Regions from separate parts of the Homo sapiens genome. Here region 2 is linked to region 1. The links are chromatin loops, found by intact Hi-C in ENCODE. Cell type or tissue: Caco-2. All regions are shown on one strand.

Evidence for each region. Hi-C counts contacts between places; a loop is a spot of excess contacts. Peaks named below come from ENCODE experiments on the same cell type or tissue, not always from the same donor. Only the 100,000 strongest peaks of a DNase experiment are listed, where the experiment ranks them.
Region 2: it touches region 1 in a loop (5-fold over the local background); 16 of 110 quality-filtered maps call a loop at or near these places.

Annotation. Positions count from the first base shown.
Region 1 is chr1:231,232,807-231,235,306 of GRCh38, reverse strand. The region is part of intron 2 of FSAF1 (40S small subunit processome assembly factor 1); the gene reads left to right. Among named protein-coding and RNA genes, the nearest start is that of FSAF1, 7.1 kb to the left of the region's middle. In Caco-2, no CTCF peak of the experiment used is centred here; DNase peaks (open chromatin) are centred at 1,106 and 2,026.
Region 2 is chr1:231,416,226-231,418,725 of GRCh38, reverse strand. All of the region lies in intron 1 of EGLN1 (egl-9 family hypoxia inducible factor 1), which reads left to right. Among named protein-coding and RNA genes, the nearest start is that of EGLN1, 4.8 kb to the left of the region's middle. In Caco-2, no CTCF peak of the experiment used is centred here; no DNase peak of the experiment used is centred here; H3K4me3 peaks cover 189 bases.

The DNA of each region.
Region 1 (2,500 bases):
CAGGATGGTCTCGATCTTGACCTCGTGATCTGCCCTCCTTGGCCTCCCAAAGTGCTAGGATTACAGACGTGAGCCACTGCGTCCGGCCCATGTCCCATTTTTAATGTAGTGACTATACAAGTAATTTGGCTGGAAATAGTATGGGATCACATATTCATTCCTCCATTTATTCCACCAATCACTGGGTGCCTGCTGTCTGCAGACCTTGCAGATGGAGCAGTGAAGAAGATAATAGTGCTTTGCCTTTATGGAGTATACTGTACAATCTACTTTGGAGTTGAGCAATATAATTAGAAAGAATTATAAACAAATAGGGTCCTGGAGTACCATGCAGAACCTGGTCTAGATGTAGTGGTCAGGGAGGTCTCTCAGGAGGTAACATTCAGGCTAATGCTGTATTAAATGGTGCTGGTGAATGGGGCAGGGAAGAGTGAGCCAAGGAGGGAGAAAACAGCCTTGCTAACATTGTGGGGTATGAAGAGGCCTGGTGTGTTCAAGGAGCTGGAAGAAGTCTAGCAAGACTAGGACAGAAGGGAGAATGGTTGGTGCTAATACAAGAGAGACAGGCTGAGACCAGCCCTTGCCAGGTCTCATAGGCAGTAGTGAGCCTTGGGACTTTAGTCTTAAGTACATGAGAAGCCACCAAAGAATTTCATGCAAGGGCATGAGGTAATCTGATTTAAATTTTAAAACGATCACTGTAGCTCCTATGTGGTGAATCGATTATAAGGGAGCAATAGCAAGAGGCATGAGGAGACTGATGTAGGGGTTTGTTGCAGTGGTCCAGGTTCAAAATAGCGTGGCCTGGACTAGTGATCTCAAAAAAATGAATGGGCAAACCTACTCTTTCATAAGTGCAAGGCTGCCTGTAAGGAAGAAAATTCTTATGCTTTTAAGCAATGAAAGCGTCAGATGTAGCTTAACACACCTGTGTGTTGCTCAGCCCTTAGAGCTGTGTCACTGCCATTTCTCCACAGCTAGCATTGGGCCATCTTAACGTGAATCATTCACTGCCCCTGTTTCAGGAACCTTAGCCTCTTTTGTGGCCTCAGATAAGAAAGAGATAAGAAACACATAATAGAATAGTGTTCTGTAGATCAGAAGGGACCTTTGCATCCTGAGACTGAGGTACATGAAGGCCGCCCCTGAGCATATAGCGAATTGCTAATATTTATTGGGGGTGTACTGAGAGTGTTTGTTTATGTTCATTAACTCATTTATGGTCTCAATCCTCACAATTCCTGGCACCTGTCTTCATTTCACAGAGAAGCTTGAGACTTACAAGAGGTTAAGTTACTTGCCTGTAGTTAAACATTAACCTCACAGCCCCATATCTGCAATTCCAAACACCCAGAGCTCTGGAAACCACAATTTGATTGATCCCTTTTCTTTTAAGATTGGTGCAGATTTATTTGGCAGAAAAACCTGATGAAGCTTTTAAAAATCATTTTTGTTCGGCTGGGCACGGTGACTCATGCCTTTAATCCCGGCACTGTGGGAGGCTGAGGCAGGCGGATCACAAGGTCAGGAGTTCAAGACCAGCCTGGCCAATATGGTGAAATCCTGTCTTTACTAAAAATACAAAAATTAGCCGGGTGTGGTGGCATGCGCCTGTAGTTCCAGCTACTCAGGAGGCTGAGGCAGGAGAATCGCTTGAACCCGGTAGGCGGAGTTTGCAGTGAGTCGAGATTGTGCCACTACACTCCAGCCTGGGCAACAGAGCAAGACTCCGTCTCAAAAAAAAAAATTTTTTGTTCATCTCATTTGGTGTGAATATTCATAGATATTGCCACAGAAATATTAATGTGTTTAATTATGGATTACTGCCTTGGACCCTACTGGAAGTGGTCTGTAATATTCAGTATATTCAGTTTTGCCTTTTTAAAATGTAAAGACTTCTGAATTTTAAAGCTGGAACCTGACCCTAAGGATGCCAGATAAAGGATTATGGAGCTGAAGTAAGTGCCAAAGGTTGGGTTCAGACCCCAGGCTTTCTGGCTTCAACACTGTGTACATAACTTTTATACTAGAGAGAGCATAGGTGAGGTTAGGCTCTGCTCTTTGTCCTTTGAGTGACACAAGTACACTGACTCTGAGCCATCGCCAGACAGAGACATTTCTTGCAAGTTATAGTCAAATAGCTTTGATCGTTCCCCAAATTCTTGCAGCTCTCATACTGCCCCGCAATGTGGATGTAGCCCACTGCATGGTACTCCACCCGGAAATCCTCCATGCTCCAGTGCCTCTTCTTACTTTTACGCCAGACTTCCTGTTCCTGAGTAGATCAGTGTCAGATGGGTGTTAGGAAGAAAGTAATCTAGCTGAAGTAATTTAGGCTCATCAAGGTGTGAACAAACTTCTTAATATTCATACAGCCGTCTGCATTTTTAAAAGAGCATTTGTTTACCGGGCTACTCTCTCTCTAATTGGAGACAGGTTGGTTGGGCACTTCAACTAATAGATTAAAAAAGAAAGAAAATCTAAGCCGCGTAAGAGAAAA
Region 2 (2,500 bases), 180 kb before region 1:
ATACTTGGCCAAATGAAAAAAAATTTTTTTTGTAGAGTCAGGGTCTTGCTGATCATTTGATCTCGAACTCCTCGGCTCAGGGGATCCTCCTGCCTTGTCCTCCCAAAGTACTGTGGTTACAGACTTGAACCACCTCACCTGGCCACAATAATCTTAATTCTGTGAAGTGAGTAGTGTTATTCCTAATTTACATTTGAGGGATTTTCAGCTCAGACTTGGCAGAGGTCTACCACTTACTATAACCCTGGCTGGTGTTCAAACTTAAGTCATTCAGATATCAAACCCATGCTCTTTTTTAACTACGCTAGTTATAGGTAGAACATTAAATGAGATGTAGATTATTTAGCACACTGCTGGAACTGCAATTTGATACATATATTTTGTTGAAAGTGGGTGAATAGCACTAGCTTTATATGTGAGTAATCATACTCTATGGTTGGGCTGTGTAAAACTTTTTATTAGGTGACTGTACAATGTTTATTTCAGATAGTGGCTTAAAAGCCACTTTTGTATTTATCCACCTGAATTATGCGCCTGTCAGTATACTGTTAACAGATGTCAGAATATGGTTTTTTTATGTGATTGCAGAGGGAGACTTCAATTCAGAATTTTATCCTTCATAACATTATAGTGATTTTAAAAGTTATATGCAGCAAATGTGTAGTATTTTTCTCATTTCAACTTTCACAGCAGTAGGCAGGTGGTTGTATCCCTTTTTTTATAGATTAGAAAAGTGGGACTCAGGAAAAGTTAGTTCACTTGTTGGAAATTCTGCAGCATATTAGGACTTAAATTCAGGTTTTCTGACTAAGAATCTGATGTTCTTTTTTATTTACATCATGTATATTGCATGCTCTTTATGTCAGGGCATGGTAATCAGATGATACATGATAGTCTGTGGCCCATTCAGTGTAGGCTTTGTTTTCCCCTGAATTTCTACTTCAAACATGCTTATCTGGCCGCTGTTTATGCAACTACTTTAAAAAAGGAACCATAAGGGAAAAATGAAGTCATACAGGAGAAAAACAGAAATGTAATTGTAGCCACTGATACAACCAAGCTCCTGTTTCCACTTTCTCTGGTCTTTTTGGGATTTTCTCCTTTTTGCCGTTACCCTGCCCTTTGATCCTATGTCCTTGCTTATGCTTGTTTTCATCAAGAAGAGTCTCAATGATATGCAGTAGAAAGAAACCATGGTCTGCTGTTTTGTGAAGAGTAGTGTGCCTTGACTTGGGGGTACAGGAGGAAGAGGAATGCAGAGGAGTGAGGATCATGGGAAAATGTTGAACTTTTCTGTTGGAGTTTCTTCGCCACTATGAAGGAAAACATTTTCCCATTAAAATAGAAATACTAGAATCATATACATAACATTTTTGGAATTTAATCCAAAACTTCATCTGTTCCGTTAAAACATACATAAAGAAAAGGAGTAATAAAATAGGTTGGGACTAATAAGCAGCAGATTATATTACTAAGATTTTTCACTATTACTGTAGTTAATTAGTTAGGTCTGGCTGATTATGGCTTTTAGAGCAAAGAATAGGATGAGGAAAATGCAGCTGTTTTATTATCACTAACAGAGATGTGGTGAACAATCCTCTTAGATGTTAAAAACGAAACTGACCCAGGAAGAGAGCCCTCATCAGTACCAGACCATGCTGGCATCCTGATCTCAGACTTTCAGCTTGTAGAACTGTGAGAAAATAAACTTATGTTATTTAAACCTAAATACATAAGTACACCTTTATCTCCTTTTTCCATTCTCTTTGTATGCTTGGGATCCAGGATACACAAATTGAAGTTACTTGTTTAATGATTTTATAACTATGTCAGAATTTAAGTTAAAAGTGAGTTACTCTGTATGTAGAAAGGCTGAAAATAGTACAACTGCAGTAATTCTGTCAGCTATAAGGGACGTGTGGACTGAGAGGGTAGTCTTAATAGATTGTGATCAACTATATGTGAAAACATTTTGTGTAGTGAGTTGATGTGTAGTTTACATGTAAACTAACTCCTTTAGTTCGAAAGGAATTTTATTTTACGTTAAAAGATTATTTTAGGCTGGGCTTTAGTGGCTCACGCCTATAATCCCAGCATTTTGAGGGGCTGAGGCAGGAGGATCGCTTGAGCCCAGGAGTTCAAGACTGGCTTGGGCAAATGGTGAGACTTTGTCTCTAAAAAAATTAAAAAATTAGCCAGGCATGGTGGTGCGAGCCCATGGTCTCAGGTGGGATGATTGCTTGAGCCCAGGTGATAGAACAAAACCCTATCTCAAAAAAAAAAAAAAAATTTTTTTTTTGTATGTATGTAACTCTTTACTTATCTACTACCTAATAATCCACAAAAATACCCACAAATCCTTAATTACGTGGAGGAGGAGGAGATGATAATAGAGATCATTTTAACTTTGAAAGATAATGGATTCCGGGCCAGATGTGGTAACTCACCCCTGTAATTCCCAACACTCTGGGAGGCTGAGGTGGGACGATAGCTTGAGTCC